Regions from separate parts of the Homo sapiens genome. Here region 2 is linked to region 1. The links are chromatin loops, found by intact Hi-C in ENCODE. Cell type or tissue: dorsolateral prefrontal cortex. All regions are shown on one strand. Each heading gives the region's core, and the rest is flanking DNA. Links, peaks and the distances in the headings are about the cores only. Region 1 overlaps HIP1 (huntingtin interacting protein 1). Region 2 overlaps HIP1 (huntingtin interacting protein 1).

Region 1 (12,257 bases), core at 4,350-9,349:
CTGAAAGTCTAGAACATTTCCTGTATCCAGATGAGCCAAGTACAAGCCATCTGGCATCCACTTCCCATCCAGGTGATCAGAGGATACGTCTCTGCAGAAACCACCAAGGTCTCAGAAAAAAAAGCCTGCACAATCTGACATTTAGGAGTCCCCAGTGAGAGTGCTGGCTGCCTGCCCACTCTCCCTAAAAATGAGTTTGCCCGCTGATGAGCTCCGCCATGCACACGGAATTTCCAATTAACTTTTTAGAGCCTCACTGCTAATATAAACATCTAACCAAGGATCAGCTGATGTATAAGGAGAATCAAGAAATGATAGGAACAAAAGCACTAAAATAAGTGATGGGGAAAAGGCAATCTTTAGGAAACAAAGACAGTGCTATTTCAGAAGACTGAAGGAACTTTTCCATAGTTTTCTCATAGAGTTCAAGAGGACAGTGCCTCATAAAACAAAAATAGAATGTTGTGGAAAGAACTCACCAGAATGCAGAGAAGATAAAGTCAAGGAACTCTCTCAGAAAGTACCCAAGAAAGCCAAAAGTTGGAAAGTGCAGAGAATAGATAAGAGCGATAGAGAAGCAATCCAGGCCGGGCATGGTGGCTCATGCATGTAATCCCAGCACTTTGGGAGGCTGAGATGAGAGGATCACTTGAGGCCAGGAGTTTGAGACCCACCTGGGCAACATAGTGAGACCCCATTTCTTTAAAAAAAAAAAAAAGTAGCCAGGTGTGGTGGTGGTGCCTGTAGTCTCAGCTACTCAGGAGCCTCAGGTGGGAGGATTGCTGGAACCCAGGAGGTTGAGGCTGCAGTGTGCTGTGATCACACCACTGCACTCCAGCCTGGGAGACAGAGTGAGACCCTGTCCCCCTCCTCAAAAAAAAAAAAAAAAGAAAGAAAGAAAAGAAAAAGAAAAAAAGAAAGAATCAATCTAGAAGGTTCAGTATGAAAGTATTTGGAGTGGCAAAAAGAGAAAACAGACAATAGAGGTAAGGAAATGAAGTTGTGCAAGAACATTAACCAGAAACACATCTGCCGACCACGCATGCCCAGCATAATAAATGACAGAGGATACACCAAGGTGTAGCACTGTGAAATTTTAGAACACCAGGGTTAATGAGGGGATTCCAGAAGCGTCCAAAGAGGAAAAACAGGCATCTAGTAAAGAAATGAGAATTGGGGCCGGGCGCGGTGGCTCACGCCTGTAATCTCAGCACTTTGGGAGGCCGAGGTGGGTGGATCACGAGGTTAGGAATTCAAAACAAGCCTGGCCAACATGGTGAAATCCCGTCTCTACCAAAAATATAAAAATTAGCCGGGTGTGGTGGCACGTGCCTGTAATCCCAGCTACTGGGGAGGCTGAGGCAGGAGAATCACTTGAACCTGGGAGGCGGAGGTTGCAGGGAGCTGAGATTGCACCACTGCACTCCAGCCTGGGTGGCAGAACAAGACTCCATCTCAAAAAAAAAAAAAAAAAAGAAAAGAGAATTGGATAGTTCTGAACTTTTCAAGAGCCACACTGGATGCTAGATATTGCTTGTCATCAGCATTGGTGCAGTGCAGGGAGTGATTTATTTTCTTTCTTTCTCTCTCTCTTTCTCTCCCCCTCCCTCCCTCCCTCCCTTCCCCCGAGTAGCTGGGACTACAGGTGAGCGCCACCATGCCTGGCTAATTTTTGTATTTTTTGTAGAGACGAGGTTTTGCCACGTTGCCCAGGCTGGTCTTGAACTCTTGGGCTCAAGCAATCCTTCCACCTCGGCCTCCCAAAGCGCCAGGATTACACATGTGAGCAACCGCGCTGGCCAGAAAATCATTTTAGTCTGTTATTTCATACCCAGCTAAACAACTAGTAAAGGGTGAAAACAGAGCAAAGTCATTTTCAGAGAATTCAAGGTGCAAAAAAATGTATCTCCATGAATCCTTTTCCCTGGAGGGCACACTTCGGCAAGACAAGAGGAAGAGAAGATGACAGCCAGAAGAAGTGAGTGCGGTACCAAGGGCACTGGCGTGGGGGGTGCCTCCTGGAAACCAGGCGCCCCGCAGAATGCCTTAAACAATGGGATATTTGGGAAAAGAATGTCTGTGGCACAAAGGAAGGTGTACAAATAAAACAACAAAGGAGTTACTCCAAGAAAAACACATTGAACAAGAATGGAAATGTAAGCATAGTCTTTCACTTAGTCCTGTTTCGAATGCCGTTTGCAATTTGCATCATAATTTTTTTTTTTTTTTTGAGACAGGGTTTCGCTCTGTTACCCAGGCTAGAGTGCAGTGGCATGATCTCGGCTCACTGCAACCTCTGCCTCCCTGGTTCAAGTGATTCTCGTGCCTCAGCCTCCTGAGTAGCTGGGATTACAGGCGCGTAGCACCACGCCTGGCTAGTTTTTGTATTTTTGGTAGAGATCAAGCTTCGCCATGTTGGCCAGGCTGGTCTCGAACTCCTGACCTCAAGTGATTTTCCCGCCTCAGCCTCCCAAAGTGCTGGGATTACAGGCATAAGACACCATGCCCGGCTGCATCGTCATAATTTATACACTGATTATTTACTAAAATATTTGTGTAACTCTTGTTCAGAAGATGGGGAAGAGAGATGATAGGATATCCAAGAGAATTATGTCGTATCTGTCATGATAGAAAGTACTTAGGTAATATTTAAAATTAATAAAGTGTCTGGGCGCAGTGGCTCATGCCTGTAATCCCAGCACTTCGGGAGGCCAAGGCGGGCAGATCACATCATGCCAGAAGTTTGAGACCAGCCTGGCCAACATGGTGAAACCTCATCTCTACTAAAAATACAAAAAAAAAAAAAATTGGCCAGGCGTGGTGGTTCATGCCAGTAATCTCAGCTACTCAGGAAGCTAAGGCATGAGAATGGTCTGAACCTGGGGGGCAGAGGCTGCAGTAAGCCAAGATCGCGCCACTGTACTCCAGCCTGGGTGATAGAACAAGAATCTGTCTCAAAAAAAAAAAATTAGCCAGGTATGGCAGTGTGTGCCTGTAGTCCCAGCTGCTTGGGAGACTTGAGGCAGGAGGATTGCTTGAGCCCAGGAGTTGGAAGCTGCAGTAAGCTATGATCAAACCACTCCACTCCAGCCTGGCCAATACAGCAAGACCCTGCCTTAAAAAAAAATCAATAAATAATTAAAGAAAAAGGAATGCAGATATATTAATTGAAAATATCAAGTTTATCATTACTGGCCAGAAGGGAAAAGAGGTTAAAAAGCAAGACTGCCTTTGGGGAGTGGAATTGGGACGGGGGGAGACAACGGAAACTGGAAACTGCTGGCTGCTTATTAGAAGCTGTGCCTAGCAGTTGGTTGGTTGGTTGTAATTGAGGTAAAACTTGCACAACATAAAATTAATCATTAACCATTTTAAAAGGTGCAGTTCACCATTCAGGACTTCCACAGTGTTGTACAGCCCCCACCTCTGTGTAGTTCCAAGATACTTTCACCCCTCCCCACCCCCTGCAAAGAAACCATAGTGCCCATCACACAGTCACTCCCTATTCCTCTGTCCCCTCCTTGCCAGTCCCTGACAACCACTAGTCTTCTTTCTGTCTCTATGGGTTTGCCTATTCTGGAAGTTTTTTTTGTTTGTTTGTTTTTTGAGACGGAGTTTTGCTCTTGTTGCCCAGGCTGGAGTGTAGTGGCACGATCTCAGCTTACTGCAACCTCCTTCTCCCGGGTTCAAGCAATTCTTCTGCCTCAGCCTCCTGAGTAGCTGGGATTACAGGTGCCCGGCTAATTTTTTGTGTTTTTAGTAGAGATGGGGTTTCACCATGCTGGCCAGGCTGGTCTCAAACTCCTGACCTCAAGTAATCCACCCGCCTCAGCCTCCCAAAGTGCTGGGATTACAGGCATGAGCCACCGCGCCCGGCCCTATTCTGGAAGTTTTTTGTTTTTTTGAGACAGAGTCTCACTCTGTCACCCAGGCTGGAGTGCAGTGGCTTGATCTTGGCTCACTGCAACCTCTGCTTCCCAGGTTCAAGCGATTCTCCTGCCTCAGCCTCCCAAGTAGCTGGGATTACAGGCACGTGCCACCATGCCCGGCTAATTTTTTGTATTTTTAGTAGAGACAGGGGTTTCACCATGTTGACCAGACTGGTCTCGAAATCCTGACCTCAAGCGATCCTCCTGCCCGGGCCTCCCAGAGTGCTGGGATTACAGGGATGAGCCACCATGCCCGGCCCTTTTCTGGAAGTTTTATGTAAATGGAATCACACACGTGTGACCTTTTGTGTCCTGCTCCTTTCGTTTAGCATGTTTTCAAGGCTCATCCACACTGGAGCATGTATCAGAACTCCATTCCCGTAATGGCTGCACAACATCCCATTGCATGGATTAGACCACCTTCGTTTATCCATTTCATCTGCCGATCCACATTTGCTGCTTTGGAACTACTGTGAATAGTGCTACTGTGAACATTCCTGTACAAGTATTTACTTGACTACCTGTTTTCACTTGTTCCACATGCATATCTAGGAGTGGAATTGCTGGGTCGTATAGCAATTCTACGTTTAACTTTTTTTTTTGAGATGGAGTTTCACTCTTGTCGCCCAGGCTGGAGTGCAAATGGCGCGATCTCGGCTCACTGCAACCTCTGCCTCCCGGGTTCAAGCAATTCTCCTGCCTCAGCCTTCCGAGTAGCTGGGATTACAGGCATGCACCACCATGCCCGGCTAATTTTGTATTTTTAGTAGAGATGGGGTTTCTCCATGTTGGCCAGGCTGGTCTCCAACTCCTGACCTCAGGTGATCCACCCATCTCAGACTCCCAAAGTGCTGGGATTACAGGCATGAGCCACCACGCCCGGCCCTGTGTTTAACTTTTTGAGGAATAACCAAACTTCTCCACTGTGGTCACACCATTGCACATTTCCACCAGCAGTGTACAAGGGTTCCGGTTTCTTTACATTCTTGCCAACACCTGTTATTTTCTGTTTTTAAAAATTATAGCTATCCTAGTGAGTGTGAAATGGTATCTCATTGTGGTTTTAATTTGCATTTCCCTTATAGCTAATGATGTTAAGCGTCTTTTCGTGTGCTTATTGGCTAGTTGTATGTCTTCTTCAGAGAAATGACTATTCAAGTCCTTTACCTTTTGTGTGTGTGTGTGTGTGTGTGTGACAAAGTCTCACTCTGTCACCTGGAGTGCAGTGGTGCAATCACCACCCCCTGCTGCCTGAGCAGCCTTGTGCTCAGCCGATCTTCCAACCCCAGCCTCCTGAGTAGCTGGAACTACTACAGGCATGTGCCGCCAAGCCCAGCTAATTTTTAAAATTTTTTTGTAAAAATTGGGTTTTGCCATGTTGCCCATGGCTGATCTTGAAGTCCTGGGTTCAAGCGATCCCCCGCCGCCTCAGCCTCCCAAAGTGCTAGGATTACAGGCATGAGCAAGAAAGACCCTCTTTCGGAAAAAAAATAAAATCAAATCATGCCATCAGGGCTGCAGACCGGGAGCCAGGGCTCGCAGATCCCCATGTGTGCCTAGTGACGAATGACGATGACACTATTTACAAGGTTTCCACTTGTAAATTCTGTGCTGAATGCCATTTAGCACACCCCTCACAATCCACTTAGTTGACATCCCTCGTCCCACAGCCAGTCCTGGCTGAGGTTGCTCAGAGAGATACCTAAGGGAGAAGTATCGGAGTACCTCTTTCAACAATAGCCCTCCCCCTGGATTTGTTCTTGTGGTTTCTTTGTGGAGGCACAGCTGCAGTCGAAAACTGTACTCCAAGGAGCGTGTCCTTGAATGCCACGGCACAGCCAACATTTTTATTTATATATGCATATAATGTATATCTATGAACACACATTTATATATATGTGCATGTATGCATGTATAAATAATTTTCTACAGTGAGTTGATATTACCTTTATTTATTTATTTGAGGCGGAGTCTTGCTCTGTTGCCCAGGCTGGAATACAATGGCGCAATCTCAGCTCACTGCAACCTCCCCCTCCCAGTTTCAAGCAATCCTCCTCCTTCAGCCTCCCAAGAAACTGGGATTACAGACGCACTCCCATACCCAGCTAATTTTTGGATTTTTAGTAGAGACGACATTTCACCATGTTGGCCAGGCGGGTCTCGAATTCCTGACCTCAAGTGATCCTCCTGACTCGGCTTCCCAAAGTGCTGGGATTACATGTGTGAGCCACCGTGCCCGGCCTATTTTTAAATATATTTTAAATTTTTTTAATTTTATAATAAAGATAGGGTCTCACTATGTTGCCCAGGCTGGTCTCCAACTCTTGGGTTCAAGTGGTCCTCCCACCTTGGCCTCCCAAAGTGCTGGATTACAGGCATGAGCCACCGCGCCCTACCTTTATTATAAGGCAGAAATCGAGGCCCACCTGTGTCTCTCTTTGGGCGTACACTCTGTTTGTTTGCTTTCACATCATGGTGACTGGCTGCCGGCAGGCTGCCCAGAGGCTCTGCAGTAGACAGGGGTCCTGCGCGTGGCTGCAGGGTGGACCTGAGCCAGGGGACCTCAGAGGACAAAGGGGGCCTTGATGAAAGCCCCGGTCAGCTGGTCAGTAGGAAGCACTGCTGCTCTGCTTGTCACCCAAGTCAGGGACACGCCGGGGCCACGGGGCCACTCTCTGCTGCTGGTTCCTGGGGAGGCTCTGGAATTTGAAGCTGGCTGTTGGGGGGCAGAGCTGGGAGGCCCGTGCAAACAACCTCCCACCTGCTGGTTTGGTGCAGCTGTCCCGGGAGAGGACCAAAGGCCACCGAGGGAGGGAGGAAGGGAGTAGGCAGCTGCTGGTGGTGGGCTCGGGGCCAGACCCGGACGGCGGGTGGAGGGTGTGCGTGGGGGGCCTGACAGGTGGGGCTTTGTGTCCTGGATGCCCAAGCAGATCTCCCCTTAGTGCGGCTTCCTGTCAGCCGGGCTGCACTTGTGCGCTTGGCTGCCTGCCCGTCCCCCACCCGTCGAGGGGCTCCACCGACAGCTCATCCCCCCCACCCCCTGCAGACGCAGCATGATGGACTCCCCTGGGAGCCCGGACCCGGCGCGCCCCCGGCCGTTCTTCCTTGGCTCTCATTGTAGGGCTGAGGGACTTCTGCGTGTGTGGTGAGGAGTCTCCCTTTCCCTCCACCCAACAGCTCTGCAAGCTCCTGCCCTGCCCCAGGGGAGGAACCCCTGGTGGCTTCACAAGGGCGGTCCCACCTCCCGGATTGTGGCCCACGGAGGGGTGTTGGTGGTGTGGGCAGGTGCTGTGTTGCATCCAGGATGAGGGAAGAACCACAGTCTTTGCCCTCAGTTTAGTGGAGGAGAGAGACTCCTAACTAACAAGTAGACTGAGTTTAGTGGCTGAGGTGTGGAGGGGATGGTAAGTGGCCTTCAGGGGGACAGGAGGCCTCTTTCTAGTTGGGGAGGATAAGCTTACAAAAGTGGTACCACATGGGCTAGCCTGGAAGAACTCTTACAGCCCAGGACTCAAGAGAGAAAATCCAGCGCTCCAGAGAGAAAATTCAGCAGTGAAAACATCACATGGAAAGGCCTGGAGGCATGGGAGACAGCCAGGTTCTGGGAACACGGAGGGTTCAGGAGTAGGGGCTGGGAAGAGAGGAAGGCACCATGGAAAGGAGGCTGGGAAGGAAGGTTGGGCCCAGCTTGTGGGTCATAAGAGACTTTAAAGGTGGAGAGACTGGCAAGAGCCAGATGAGTTTTTTGTTTGATTGTTTTGTTTTGTTTTGTTTGAGACGGAGTTCCGCTCTTGTCTCCCAGGCTGGAGTGCAATGGCGCCATCTCGGCTCACTGCAACCTCTGCCTCCTGGGTTCAAGCAATACTCCTGCCTCAGCCTCCCATGTAGCTGGGATTACAGGTGCCCGCCACCAAGCCTGGCTAATTTTGTATTCTTAGTAGAGATGGGGTTTCGCCATGTTGCCAAGGCTGGTCTCGAACTCCTGACCTCAGGTGATCCTCCCGCCTTGGCCTCCCAAAGTGATGAGATTACAGGCATGAGCCACCGTGCCCGGCCCAGATGTGTTTTAGAAAAATAGATATTCACAGCAGGATAAAGAAGAGGTGGCAACAAGAGAGACCAGCAAGGAGATAAACTGGGAAGTTATTGTAAAAAGTTCAGACATGAGAAAGGTACTGGGGGCCAGCCACAGGGATTGGCTCCTGCTTCTGGGAGGTGCCTCTAGACTCCTGGAGGGAAGGCCAGGGGCTGCCTGAGACTTTCGGTAACAGCCTCAGAGTGGTCGAGGATTCGACCCAAGTTCCACTACCTTTCATTAGGGATGTTTTGTAAACTGTCAAGTGCTGTACAAATGTCCATTTGTTTCTCTTTTCTCCTTAATGAACTTCAGAGACCAGAACAGAAAATCCTGCTGCCACAAATACCAGAAATGCTCGATAAAGAAAACAAATTTCCTTTTAGACACATAGCAAAGCTCATCAGGCTGGGAGTAGTGGCTCATGCCTGGAATCCCAGCACTTTGGGAGGCTGAGGGTGGAGGATCATTTGAGTCCAGGAATTTGAAGCCAGCCTGGGCAACATACAAGACCCTGTACCTACAAAAAAAAAAAAAAAAAAAAAAAGAACTAAAATAATACCAGGTGTAGCAGCATGCACCTGCACTGTAGTCCCAGCCACTTGGGAGGCTAAGAGGGGAGGATGGCTTGAGCCCAGGAGGTCAAGGCTGCAGTGAGCCAGGATTGCACCAGTGCACTCCAGCCTGGACAAAAGAGTGAAACTCTGTCTCAAAAACAAACAACAACAAAAAAAAAATGAGAAAAGAGAAGGAAAATAAATGGTCATCAGTTGATAAGAAAATCCCTCTCTCTCCTTCCTTATCTCCTTCCAGCATTTTCCAGGGCCCTTCCCAAATACCAAATAAGCTCCCTGCGCTGACATCCTTGTCTCAGAGTCTGCTTCCATGGGAACCCCAGCTAAGAGGAATTCTTCAATACATGACGCTAGAGCAACTGGTTCTGCACAGGGAGAAATAAAATTAGAATATTACTTTATGCCTTAACTACAAATAAATTCCGAGTGTATTAAAGGCCTAACTGCGAAAACCAAAGCTTTTAAACTTTTCAAAAAAAATACGAGAGAATATCTTTATGATCTTAGTTTCAATAGGGAAAAAAATTCTTAAGACACCAAAAGCATATAAATAAAGGAAGATGTTGATAAAATTGACAACCTTGTCAATAAAAGATGCCATTGTACATAAAAAGGCCACAGGCTGGGGCCGGGTGCAGTGGCTCACGCCTGTAATCCCGGTACTTTGGGAGGCCGAGGCAGGTGGATTACTTGAGGCCAGGAGTTCAAGACCAGCCTGGCCAAAAAACACTCTCTCTACTAAAAATACAAAAATTAGCCAGGTGTGGTGGCACACACCCGTAATCCCAGCTACTAGGGAGGCTGAGGCACAAGAATTGCTTGAGCCTGAGAAGTGGAGGTTGTAGTGAGCCAAGATCACGCCACTGTACTCCAGCCTAGGCGACAGAGACTCCGTCTCAAAACAGAACAACAACAACAAAAAAAGGCCACAGGCAGAATAAGCTATTTGTGGTAGAGAAAACTGACAGGCCGGGCGCAGTGGCTCATGCCTGTAATCCCAGCACTTTGGGAGGCCGAGGTGGGCAGATCACCTGAGGTCAGGAGTTCAAAACCAGCCTGGCCAACATGGGAAAAACCCGTCTCTACTAAAAATACAAAAATTAGCCGGGCGTGGTGGCGGGTGCCTGTAATCCCAGCTACGTGGGAGGCTGAGGCAGGAGAATTGCTTGAACCCAGGAGTTGGAGGCTGCAATGAGCTGAGATTGCACCATTGCACTCCAGCCTGGGCGACAAGAGCGAGACTTCGTCTCACAAAAAAGAAAACTGACAAAGAATTGGGAATCAGAATATATGAAGAACTAGCACAGAGCTATAAGAAGGAAACCGCAACCCAGTGGAAAAGTGGGCAAAGACATCAGTAGGCATTTCACGGAAGAGGAAATGTGAACCGTAGGGAGCACACGCAATACCATTTCACAGTGGAAATTTAAAAGCCCAACAAAACAAGTGTTGGTGAGTAGATGGAGCGGCTGGGGCACCTGTTCCCTGGTGTTGGAATTGTCCATTGTCTTCACTACTATGGAAATCAATTTGGAAATAGAAGTTTGGCTTTTGGGGTTTTTTTTGGTAGAAACGGGGTCTCACTATGTTGTCCAGGCTGGTTTCCAACTCTTGGGCTCAAGCGATCCTCCCACCTCAGCCTCCCACAGTGCCAGGATTACACTCTGCCTAGCCTGGAAATATATTTTTATTTTTATTTTTTATTTTTATTTATTTATTTTTTTTGAGACGGAGTCTCGCTCTGTCACCCAGGCTGGAGTGCAGTGGCACGATCTCAGCTCACTGCAAGCTCCACCTCCTGGGTTCATGCCATTCTCCTGCCTCAGCCTCCCGAGTAGCTGGGACTACAGGTACCCACCACCACGCCTGGCTAATTTTTTGTATTTTTAGTAGAGACGGGGTTTCACCATGTTAGCCAGGATGGTCTCGATCTCCTGACCTTGTTATCCGCCTTTCTCGGCCTCCCAAAGTGCTGGGATTACAGGCGTGAGCCACCATGCCTGGCCAAAACAGATTTTTAAATGTGCATGCTTTGAGCCCCAGTGTTTCCCTTCTAGGGACATGTGAACAAGGATGTATGATCAGGATTATTCACTGAAGCGCAGAATAATTCATTTTTAATTGTAAAAAGTCAAAAGCAACCTAAGTGTTCATCTATGTGAGGGTAGCCAAATACGTTGGTACAGTGGGATACTAATCAGTGGTTTATGTTTAATCAACATGGATTAGCACTGAAAAACTGTGAATACTGGGCCCAAAAAAGCAAGTGGGAGTTCAGCTTCTGCTTAGGATATACGAAAACAAAAGAGAGGGCATAGCTGAAATGGTACTGCTGTTTATGTACTTTTTTTTTTTTTTTTTTTTTTTTGAGACGGAGTCTTGTTCTGTTGCTCAGGCTGGAGTGCAGTGATGCAATCTCGGCTTACTGCAACCTCTGCCTCCCGGGTTCAAACTAGTCTCCTGCCTCAGCCTCCCCTGTAGCTGGGATTATAGTTGCGCGCCACCACACCTGGCTAATTTTTTGTGTTTTTAGTAGAGACACGGTTTCACCATGTTGGCCAGGCTGTTCTCAAACTCCTAAGCTCCGGCGATCCACCTACCTTGGCCTCCCAAAGTGCTGGGATTACAGGTGTGAGTCATCGTGCCCAGCCTTTTTGTGTGGTTTTTTGTTTAATATAGAGATGGAGTCTCACTATGTCGCTCAGGCTGGTCTTGAACTCCTGGCCTCAGGCTGGTCTCGAACTCCTGGTCTCATGCAATCCTCCCGCCTCAGCCTCCCAAAGTGCTGGGATGCGTGAGCCACCATGCCTGGCCAAGAGAAGGAATACACTTCAGAGAACTACTTAGCTTGTTCAAATTCATGTAGCTGGTTGGCTGCAGAGCAAGGATTCCAGAGAACTACTTAGCTTGTTCAAATTCATGTAGCTGGTTGGCTGCAGAGCAAGGATTCGACCCAAGCTCCACTACCTTTCATTAGGGACGTTTTGTAAACTGTCAAGTGCTGTACAGATGTCCATTTGTTTCTCTTTTCTCCTAACTTCAGAGACCAGAACAGACCCTTTAACAAATTGGGAGCAAGTGTCCTTTTTTCTACAATGCCAGGTGGCAAGGATGGGGAGGGATGGGAGGTTCACAGATGTCAGTGACCTCCAGCATCAGGTGGAGGACGTGGTGCTATGGGATGGGGCATGCTGCACCTCCAGAGGCTCCGGGCCTCAGATATCCTCCATGCTGGAAAGGTGGGAGCTCTGAGTGGTCTGTTTTGAGCCAGCTTCCTCCTGCCCCTCCAGCTTCCCCAGGGTGCATCTGCACACACAGGTACACACACACACGTCCACATACATGCACACGCCCTGCTCTCCTGTGCACTCCCAACGAGTCCGAGTAAATGCCTTTGCTTCTCTTGCTTGCTCTTTGGCTCAGGCCAGGAACCCCTTTTGGGGTCACAAGGGACCATTACAGCTCATTTGGTCAAAAAGCCCCCATCCAGTGCCCCCAACCAGCACCTCGAAGACCCTTCATAAATCTCAAGTGAGGCCGGGCACGGTGGCTGACACCTGTAATCCCAGCAGTTTGGGAGGCTGAGGCAGGTGGATCATGAGGTCAGGAGTTCGAGACCAGCCTGACTAACATGGTGAAACCCCCATCTCTACTAAAAATACAAAAATTAGCTGGGCA
Region 2 (11,042 bases), core at 2,761-7,760, 89 kb after region 1:
TAAAAATTTGTTACTATAAGATTTTTGCGTGTGTGTGTGAGCAAGGTTCATAATGACCACAAGTTTGAGCAATTGGTCAAGCAGTAGGAACAGTTATTTTTAGGGTAAATCTAAATCTCACCCATCATGGGTCCTCCCTAGAGGCCCTGAAGCAGTTTCTACCATTTTTCTTCCCTCCCTCCCTCCCTTCCTTCCTTCCTTCCTTCTTCCTTCTTTTCTAAGACAAGGTCTTGCTCTGTCATTCAGACGAGCATAGTGATGCAATCTCAGCTCACTGCAGCCTCCAATGCCTGGATCGCTCAAGTAATCCTCCCACCTCAGTCTCCAGAGTAGCTGGGAATACAGGCGCATGCCACCATACCCAGCTAATATTTTGTAGGGATGAGGTCTCACTATGTTGCCCAGGCTGGTCTTGAACTCCTGTCCTGAAGTGATCTTCCCACCTGAGTCTCCTAAGGTACTGGGATTACAGGCATGAGCCACCACATCCAGCCCCATTTCTAGCATTTCCAACTACCTGGTGTGGTCCTCTTCCTCACGGCCCATATTCCTTACAGGCCTTCCCAAACCCCCTGGAACTTAACCATGTCCAGGTCAGCATCTTACAGATTTGGGTTTCTTGTCCTTCTATGTGTTTATATGCCTTGTAAGTCCTTTCTGACTGCAGACAACCTTGATGGGCTCCGGAAGTATGGAGACTTTGCCCAGGGGTCTGTCTGCAGCCAGAATTTTGCCATTGTCATGGTGCCCCAGCCTATGTCATGGTGCCCCTGGCCTATGGTGCCAGGGGAAGAACATAGTTTAAACGGCTGTAATGCACTTGAGGAAATGTACAGGGAAGACAGTGCTTGGGACAGTTCTGTCACTGAGGACTAAGGTCCAGGGAAGGACGTGCTAAGAGGAAGCTGTAAGCACTGCGTCTCCATAGGAGAGAAGTACTGCTTCATGGAGAGGTTTAGGGGAATGAACTTTTCACTTCTTACTTGCATCTTTTTTTTTTTCCTTTTTTTTGAGACAGGGTTTTTGCTCTGTTGCCCAGGCTGGAATGCAGTGGGGGCGATCACGGCTCACTGCAACCTCTGCCTGCTGGGCTTAAGCGATCCTCCCACCTCAACCTCCCTAGTAGCTGGGACTACAGTTGTGCACCACCACACCTGGCTAATTTTTGTATTTTTTGTAGAGACAGGGTTTCACCATGTTGTCCGGGCTGATCTCAAAATCCTGGCCTTAAGCGATCCTCCCACCTCAGCTTCCCAAAGTGCTGGCCAGAGATTCCTTCCTGACTGCTCTTACGCTCACCCTGCAGAGCCAACGACTGTGCTCAGGAGAGCCCCAAATCATGTGCTGTAGGGGAAGCATCGCATGTCATTCTTGTCCTCCCAGAGGACCCCATCTGATGGGGAAAGGACCCTGTAATTAGTTTCCTGGGGCTGTCAACAAATTCCCACTAATTGGGTGGCTGCATTCTCTCACCGTCTTGCAAGGTAGGGCAATACTGTCTCTGAAAGCTCTAGGAAAGGCTCCATTTTTTTTTTTTTTTTTGAGAGTCTCGCTCTGTCACCCAGGCTGGAGTGCAGTGGCGTGATTACTGCTTACTGCACTCTCAACCTCCTGGGCTTAAGCAATCCACCTGCCTCAACCTCCCTAATAGCTAGGACTACAGGCACACACCACCACACCCAGCTAATTTTTGTATTTTTTAGTAGAGACACGGTTTCGCTGTGTTGGCCAGGCTGGTCTTGAACTCCTGACCTCAGGTGATCCTCCCGCCTCTGCCTCTCAAAGTGCTGGGATGACAGGTGTGAGTCACTGCGCCCGGCCGGGAAGGATTCTTTCTAGCTTCTCGTGGCCGCTGGCTGTCCTTGGCATTCCTTGGCTTGTAGACTCATCACTCATCTCTGTCTCATTTCATGCAGCATCCTCCCTGTGTGTCTCTGGATCCCTACATCTTCTTCGAGGATCACCAGTCATATTACATTCCATAATATGACCCTACTCCAGTGTGACCTCATCTTAACTAATTACATCTGCAAATGCCCTATTTGTAAATAAGATCATATTCATAGGTACGGGGTGGGGGGGGTTGGGCGTGATTATATATTTTTGTGGGGCGGGGGTATACAATTCAACTTACAACAGAGGTTATACTGTTTAAAAATCAAGTCTGGTCAGGAGAAGAAAATATATAAGGAGATATGAATTTAAGAACATATTCATTAGCTGGGCGTGGTGGCAGGCGCCTGTAGTCCCAGCTACTCGGGAGGCTGAGGTGAGAGAATCGCTTGAACTCAGGAGGCAGAGGTTGCAGTGAGCCGAGGTCACGCCACTGCACTCCAGCCTGGTGACAGAGCGAGACTCCGTCTCAAAAAAAAAAAAAAAAAAAAAAAAAAAGAGCATATCTGAGAATTTAGAAAAACAGCAGCTGGATGTGGCAGTGTGCAGCTATAGTCCCAGCTACTTGAGAGGCTGAGGTAGGAGGATCACTGGAATCCAAGTGTTCAAGTCCCGCCAGCCTGGGCAACATAGCAAGACAGCGAAACCCTATCTCTTTTGAAAAAAAAAAAAAAAAAAAAAAAAAAAAAGCTGGCCAGGTGCTGTGGCTCACGCCTGTAATCCCAGCACTTTGTGAGGCCGAGGCGGGTGGATCACTTGAGGTCAGGAGTTCGAGACCAGGATGGTCAACATAGCGAAACCCTGTCTCTACTAAAAATATAAAAATTAGCCAGGCATGGTGGCATGCGCCTGTAGTCCCAGCTACTTGGGAGGCTGAGGCAGGAGAATCGCTTGAACCCAGGAGGCGGAGTTTGCAGTGAGCTGAGATCATGCCACTGCACTCCAGCCTGGGCAACAGAGTGAGACTCTGTCTAAACAGAAAAAAAAAAAAAAAGTTTTTATTTCCAAAGGATAGATTCCTAGGAGTGAGATTACTGGGTCAAAGTTTTTTTTTTTAACCTTTCATTATAGAAAAGTTCAAACGTATACAAATATGAAGACTAGTCCAAGAAGCCCTGGTATAGCCCCAGCATCAACAAGGAACTTGTGGCCAAACATATATCCTATGGACAAGGGGTCAGCATTTTCTGCAAAGAGCCAGTTAGTAAATATTTTAGGCTTTGCAGGCCGCATGGTCTCCATCGCAACCATTCAACTCTGCCTTTGTAATGCAGAAGCAGCCTCAGCTGATATTAAATGAATACGTAAATGCATGAGAGTGGGTGAATTCTAATAAGATTTCTTTTCTTTCTTTCTTTCTTTTTCTTTTTTTTTTTGTTGTTGTTGTTGAGAGTTTTGTTGTCGCTGAGAGCTCTCTCAGCCAGGCTGGAGTGCAATTGTGGAATCTCGGCTCACTGCAACCTCTGCCTCCCAGGTTCAAGCAATTCTCCTGCCTCAGCCTCCCGAGTAGCAAGTAGCTGGGATTACAGGCGCCCGTCACCACGCCCAGCTAATTTTTGTATTTTTAGTAGAGATGGGGTTTCACCATGTTGGCCAGGCTGGTCTCAAACTCCTGACCTCAGGTGATCCACCCACCTTGGCCTCCCAAAGTGCTGGGATTACAGGCATGAGCCACTGTGCCCGGCCATAAGCTTTATTTTCAAAACCAGGTGTTAGTCTGGTCTGGTTGTGGCTTGTAACTGTAGTTTGCTGATCCGTGGGTCTATACCATCAACCACCAGACTTTTTATTCTCCAGATTATTTGAAGTAAATCTTAGACATTGTATCATCTTGCCAGTAAATATTTCAGAATGAACCTGTTTAAAAAAAAAACAAACTCTTTAAAAATTAACCACAACATATTTATCACACCTAAAAGTTTAAAGGTAATTCCTGGCTGGGGACAGTGGCTCATGCCTGTAATCCCAGTGTTTTGGGAGGCTGAGGTGGGAGGATCACTTGAAGCCAGGAGTTTGAGACCAGCCTGGGCAACATAGTGAGACCCCGTCTCTACCAAAAATGAAAATAACTGAGCATGGTGTCATTCGCCAGTAATCCCAGCTACTCAGGAGGCTGAGGCAGGAGAATCGCTAGAGCCCAGGAGTTGGAGGCTGTGGTGAGCCATGATTGTGCCACTGCACATCAGCTTAGGGGACAGAAAAAGACCCTGTCTCAGGACGAAAAATAATAATAATAATAATAAAAACTAGAGTTTTTTCAGCCCCTTTGCAGAATTTTCCGGGAGATACATTCAAGAAAACCAAGATGTAGAGAAGTCTATATATGACAATCTAATTTTTGTAGAACAATGGCAAAATTAACCTCTTCAGTATGTAGGTATTTATGTGTATGTGTGGGTGTATGTATGTGATACATAACAGGTTTTTAACATGGGTTATAGGGATAGAATGACATCAAAACAGAAAAAGGAGAAAATCTGTACCTAAGAAAACAGCCTACATGATATAATCCCTTTTCTGTGTTTGTGCAAATGGTACTCCTATGTATATGCACTTTGCAAAATTAAAAAGAGTTATGATTTGGCCGGGCACAGTGGCTCACGCCTGTAATCTCAGCACTTTGGGAGGCAGAGGTGGGAGGATCATTTGAGGTCAGAAGTTCGAGACCAGCCTGGCCAACATGGCGAAACCCCGTCTGTACTAAAAATACAAAAATTAGTTGGGCATGGTAGTGCACACCTGTAATCCCAGCTACTCGGGAGGCTGAGGCAGGAGAATTGCTTTAACACAGGAGGCAGGGGTTGCAGTGAGCCACGATCACACCACTGCACTCTAGCCTGGGCGACAGAGTAAGACTCCGCTCAAAAGAGAAAAAAACAAGGCCTGTAATCCCAGAACTTTGGGGTTCGCAAATCACCTGAGGTCAGGATCTCGAGACCAGCCTGGCCAACCAACATGGTGAAACCACGTCTCTACTAAAAATACAAAAATTAGCCGGGTTTGATGGCGGGTGCCTGTAGGCCCAGCTACTCGGGAGGCTGAGGCGGGAGAATCGCTTGAACCCGGGAGGCAGAGGTTGCAGTGAGCCAAGATCGGGCCACTGCACTCCAGCCTGGGTGACAGAGCGAGACTCCTCAAAAAAAAAAAAAAAAAAGTTAACGATTTTAAAAACGATTGAGAGGGAATGTTTAATGTCCCTTGATGTCATTAAGGAAGTACAAGGGAATTTGCTTAGAAGTTGGAAAATGCCCAAGAGTGTGGGAAAACAAAGACTTAGTGACCACCGCCGGTGCTGGCCAGCCGGAGAAGGCTCTGTGGAAGGTTTGGAGGGGAGAGAGGGGCAGCTGGATGCTCTTGGGCCACGGTCGCTCCCTGATCTCTGCGCCTCTTCCTCCTGCTCCGGGAGAAATAATGTTTCCCTGGGGGATGAAAAGCATCTCTTTGTGCGGGCTTTAATTGCCATGTTGTTGTGCCAAGGGAGTGAGTGGCAGGCGGGAGCAGCAGCTGGGCACAGCCAATGCCAGGCAGTGGTGCCCACTCCCTCAGGACGGCCCAGCCAGCTGGCTCCTGGGAGCGCTGCCCACCTCTGCCCCCAGCTGGGCGCCTGCAGAGGAACCGACCACCCGTGGGGCTGGGGGAGGTTGGCTGGAGGAGGAGAAAGGGGCGGGCATCTGGGAGGGTCTCAGCCACTCTCAGAGGCTTATTCATCTCATCCTCCTTTCCCTCCCCCCTTCTTGTTTTTCAGACTGTCAGCATCAATAAGGCCATTAATACGCAGGAAGTGGCTGTAAAGGAAAAACACGCCAGAAATATCCTTTTGGATGTTGCTTGGAAGACCGACCCTGAGGGAGGTCAGCTCATGGGGACTGAGGTCAGGGCCAGGCTGCCTTGCTCAGCTCCAGGAAGGGGCAACCCTGCACAGGCCAGGTCCCTGCAGCTTCTGATGACGGCAGCTTCTCAGAGAGGGCTGGCTGCAGAGACCACAGACCTTCAGGGTGGCAGACACCAAAAAGGCTGTGGAGCCCAGGCCTTTCAACTTGCCAAAGATCCTGCTCCTTTCCTTAAGGACTTAAGCACTCCTTTTTTTCTTTTTCCAAAAGGGGTCTTGCCGTGTTGCCCAGGCTGGAGTGCAATGGCGTGATCATAGCTCACTGCAGCCTCAAACTCCTGGGTTCACGCAATCCTCTCGTCTCAGCCTCCCGAGTAGCTGGGACTACAGGTGTGCACCACTATGCCTGGCTAATTTATTTTATGATTTTTAGAGATGGGGTATTGCTCATTGCCCAAGCTGGCCTCAAGCAATCCTCCCTCCTCTGTAACCCCAAAGTGCTGGAATTACAGGGGAGAGCCACTGCACCTGGCCGACTCAAGCTTTGTAGAACCTCATAGTCACTTGAAAGTTACTTTCCTTTGAGAGACCTCCTGGGGGTCAGGAGGGATCTTCACCTATATTCAAAGCCCTCCAGGTCCTTTCTTTGCCTTTACAGGAACACAGGGACCACTCCCCTGGGGGTTGCATAATCAATAGTTATCTCCTTTTCTGAGCATGAAAGCAAAAAAAAAAGAAAAAGAGAGTTTTTTTTTTTTTTCTTTTTTGAGACAGAGTCCCACTCTGTTGCCCAGGCTGGAGGGCAGTGGCATGTTCTCGGCTCACTGTAACCTCTGCCTCCTGGATTCAAGCGATTCTTGTGCCTCAGCTTCCCAAGTAGCTGGGATGACAGGCGTGTGCCACCACACCCGGCTAATTTTTGTAATTTTAGTAGGACCGGGGTTTTGCCATGTTGGCCAGGCTGGCCTTGAACGCCTGGCCTCAGCCTCCTAAAGTGCTGAGATCACAGGCATGAGCCACCATGCCTGGCCGAAAAAAAGAAAGTCTTAGCTTCAGAGGTTGGTTGGCCTTAAACTGAGGCAGGGGCTCTCTACCTTCGTGAACAGGTTCAACCTATGCCAGGGGGAAGAAGACAAGAGCCTTGAAGTGGATTAGGGAATGGGTGACTTGAAAGCCCTCTGTAAGCCCACCACACCCAGGAGCAGCCTGTGGCTTTGTAGAGAGGTGCAGGACCATGCTGGCTGATGAATCCCTAGGAATCTGCCTTTGAGTTGCAGAATCCAGGAACTGGAGCGCTTAATCCCCAAAGGCTGAAGGAGAGAGTCTGCCAGGGGGGTGGCTAAGCTTTTAACTCTCTGTGTGCTGGGCCAGAGCAAGGTGGAGTTCCGGGCAAGCAGAGTTGGGACTTTTTTTTTTTTTTTTTTGAGACAGAGTCTTGCTCTGTCGCCTAGGCTGGAGTGCAGTGGCATGATCTCAGCTCACCGCAACCTCCGCCTTCCAGGCTCAAGAGATCCACCTGCCTCAACCTCCCAAGTAGCTGGGACCACAGGTGTGTATCACTACCCCTAGCTAATTTTTGTATTTTTAGTAGAGACGGGGTTTTGCCATGTTGCTCAGGCTGGTTTCAAACTCCTGAGCTCAAGCAATCCTCCTGCCTTGGCCTCCCAAAGTGCTGGAATTACAGGCATGAGCCACCGCGCCCAACTTCGGAGGCCGCACCCAGCCTCAGAGGCTGGACTTCTGTCTGCAGTGGGAAGCTTCTCCTCACCTGGGCTCTTGGTTACTGTGTCACAGCCAGGCAAGCCAGAGCAGCTTGTCCCGAAGCCTTCTAGCCTCAACCCCTAGAGGCGACCCTCCAGGTTAGATAGCCAGAGAAGCCCAGCATTGCTTAGTGTGATATATGAACTGCTGTTTGCTAGAGGGAAAGCAGCTTGCCTTTAGTGGGAAGATGCTTTGGCTGGAATTAGGATGGCGGCTGCAGAACCTCTCTGGGGTAACCCAGAAGTCCAGCCCTGTGCGAGCCTAGCTAGATCTTGCTCTTTTTTTCCCCAGAAAGACACAGGCCCCTTGGTTTCCTGCATCACGTTTGGTACCCTTGCGATGATTCAAAGCAAACCAAGAAAAGCCTTTATTTTAAACGGCCCAGTGGATTTTCTCAGAGGAAATGACTCAGCCCTGACCCTTACCTACGAATAATTTGTGATCAATCTGATAAAAGATATGAGTAAGGGAGAGACAGTTATCATCAGGCAGTGTGCTGTTCAGGACAAGACATGGGTGCAGAGAGGCCAGGCCTGCAGCGGCAGGGTCAGGTCACATGCTGCCGGGAGGCTCCCTGGGAGGAGGGAAGGGGCCCTGCAAGGAGATTCTGACATTCTGCCACTGGAACTCTCGGGCTCACTCTGGGACCTTGAGTGGGGCCTCCATGAGTCTTAGGTCACTTTCTGTTCAATCAAAGGTTGGACAAAGAAGATTTCAGGCCAGGTGTGGTGGCTCATGCCTATAATCCCAGCACTTTGGAAGGTGGAGGCGGATGGATGACCTGAGGTCAGGAGTTCGAGACCAGCCTGGCCAACATGGTAAAACCCCGTCCTACTGAAAAAACAAAAATTAGCCAGGTGTGGTGGCAGGTACCTGTAATCCCAGCTACTTGGGAGGCTGTGGCAGGAGAATCACTTGAACCTGGGAGGCAGAGGTTGCAGTGAGCCGAGATCGTACCACTGTACTCCAGCCTGGGCAACAAGAGCAAAACTCTGTTTCAAAAAGAAAAAGATTTCAAAGATTTAACAGTCCAGCCCTAACATTCTATGAGTCTCTGATTCATAATTTCTAAATGGTGAATAAATGTTGAAAAATCAACTCCATACAGTAGGGTTTGAAATGCCTAATTAAAGATATCCCAAAGCTTTTTTTTTTTTTTTTTTTTTTGAGGCAGGGTCATGCACTGTCACCCAGGCTGGAGTGCAGTGACACAATCAGTTGGAGGCTCACTGCAGCCTCCAACTTTTAGGCTCAAGTGATCCTCCCACCTCAGCCTCCTGAGTAGCTGGGACTATAGGCACATGCCATCATGCCTGGCTAATTTTTTATAGAGATGGGGTCTCACTGTGGCCCAGGCTGGTCTTGAACTCCTAGCTAGGCTCAAGCAGTCCTCCCGCTGGGCCTCCCAAAGTGCTGCAATTACAGGCGTGAGCCACCATGCCCAGCGCATTTATCTATTATCAGGTCTTTTATCAGCTGCCTTAGATACAAACTGAATAAGCATTAGGAAGTCTGACTTCAGAAATGCTGCTTACACATTTATCACAGATGCCTAAATGGTGAACAGGTTGGCCCGCCACCTTGGTATTCACTCCTGGAGGGCTGGGGACTGAGTCTTATTTTTCTTATTTTCTTTTTTTTCTCCCTGAATGGATTTTACAGGCTTTGACACATACTTGGGGCATAAAAATGCTTATATGTGAAAGAATGCCAGAAAGGCATTATTTCTGAATTATTTCAGAAATCGCTCCTACACCAAGGCCAGGCACAGTGGCTCACACCTGTAATCCCAGAACTTTGGGAGGCCAAGGTGGGTGGATCTCTTGAGGCCAGGAGTTCGAGACCAGCCTGAGCATCATGGTGAAACCCCGTCTCTACTAAAAAAAACAAAAATTAGCCGGGCATGGTGGCGGGTGCCTGTGATCCCAGCTACTTGGGAGGCTGAGGCACGAGAATCACTTGAACCTGGGAGGTGGAGGTTGCAGTGAGCCAAGATTGTGCCACTGCACTCCAGCCTGGGCAACAGAGCGAGACCCTGTCTAAAAAAAAAATAGAAAGAAAGAACGAACGAGAGAGAGAGGGAGGGAAGGAAGGAAGGGAGAGAGAGAAAGAAAGAAAGGAAGGAAGGAAGGAAGGAAGGAAGGAAGGAAGAAAGAAAGAAAGAAAGAAAGAAAGAAAGAAAGAAAGAAAGAAAGAAAGAAAGAAAGAAAGAAAGGACTCCTACACCAAAAGCTGATTTTAGCTTCCAGACCCAAACATCTGTTTAAGCCCACCCCTCTCTAAATGAAGATGTCATCGAGGAAAGGAGCTTTATGGTATCTTCCAGTTCAGAAGCAAAATAACATGTGCTCTGGGTGAGTCATTTAGTTTCCTACCTGAGATGAGTCCTTCTGCCCTAAATGACAGTGCACTTGCGACCTAGCCTTGCTGAGTAAAGCCTAAAGTTCCGGGCACAGAGTTGTCCTAACAACTGACAGTGCCCAGTTACTGGGTCTGTGAATCTTGTTGAAGCACACAATTACAAAAGTGGAAATTCTCTCCTCACTCCAAAAAGAGCTCACTAATGACAGAGATCTGGAATAGCCGAACTTAAAATCATGTGAGGCCAGAGGGACATTTGTTTATTTTTGAGATGGAGTCTCGCTCTGTCGCCCAGGCTGGAGTGCAGTGGTGCAATCTTGGCTCACTGCAACCTCCATCTCCCAGGTTCAAGTGATTCTCCTGCCTCAGCCTCCCGAGTAGGTGGGATTACAGGCATGCACCACCATGCCCGGCTAATTTTTGTACTTTTAGTAGAGACGGGGTTTCACCATGTTGGCCAGGCTGGTCTTGATCTCCTGACCTCGTGATCTGCCCACCTCGGCCTCCCAGAGTCCTGTGATTACAGCCGTGAGCCACCACGCCCAACCCTGATGGACATTTATTACATGCAAACTGACAACTATCTGCAGAGGGTGGGTGTGTTTGGAATCAGGCCTGGGGAGAAGTGGTTCCAGGATCCCATATATGGGGAATTCAAGGTGTGGAGAGATTGAAGGTGACCCTGAACAGGGCCAGGCAGGTTTATGGAAGAAGTCGGGTGTTCAGGTTTATGGAAAGGGCTTTTGTTGTTGCTGTTGTTGTTGAGGCAGAGTTTTGCTCGTTGCCCAGGCTGGAGTGCAATGGCATGATCTCGGCTCACTGCAATCTCTGCCTCCCGGGTTCAAGCAATTCTCCTGCCTCAGCCTCCTGAGTAGCTGGGATTACAGGCATGCGCCACCACACTGGGCTAATTTTGTATTTTTAGTAGAGACGGGGTTTCACCACATTGGTCAGGCTGATCTCAAACTCTGACCTCAGGTGATCCGCCCGCCTCAGCCTCCCAAAGTGCTGGGATTGGAGGTGTGAGCCACCGCGCTCCACCCTGATGGACATTTATTACATGCAAACTGACGACTATCTGCAGGGAGTGGGTGTGTTTGGAATTAGGCCTGGGGAGAAGCGGTTCCAGGATTCCATATATGGGGAATTTAAGGTGTGGAGAGATTGAAGGTGCCCCTGAACAGGGCCAGGTGGGTTT

The links. Peaks named below come from ENCODE experiments on the same cell type or tissue, not always from the same donor. Only the 100,000 strongest peaks of a DNase experiment are listed, where the experiment ranks them.
Region 2: it touches region 1 in a loop (9-fold over the local background); 5 of 110 quality-filtered maps call a loop at or near these places.

Annotation. Positions count from the first base shown.
Region 1 is chr7:75,683,138-75,695,394 of GRCh38, reverse strand. All of the region lies in intron 1 of HIP1 (huntingtin interacting protein 1), which reads left to right. Among named protein-coding and RNA genes, the nearest start is that of HIP1, 50 kb to the left of the region's middle. In dorsolateral prefrontal cortex, for the core only: no CTCF peak of the experiment used is centred there; DNase peaks (open chromatin) are centred at 5,416, 6,514 and 6,954; H3K4me3 peaks cover 1,693 bases; H3K27ac peaks cover 4,766 bases.
Region 2 is chr7:75,593,844-75,604,885 of GRCh38, reverse strand. HIP1 (huntingtin interacting protein 1) reads left to right here. Exons shown (of 31, transcript NM_005338.7): 2 at 5,639-5,702. Among named protein-coding and RNA genes, the nearest start is that of SPDYE5, 110 kb to the right of the region's middle. RefSeq lists enhancers at 1,012-1,962, 7,954-8,093, 9,008-9,955. In dorsolateral prefrontal cortex, for the core only: a CTCF peak has its summit at 5,461 (motif pointing left); DNase peaks (open chromatin) are centred at 5,455 and 5,805; H3K4me3 peaks cover 1,534 bases; H3K27ac peaks cover 5,000 bases.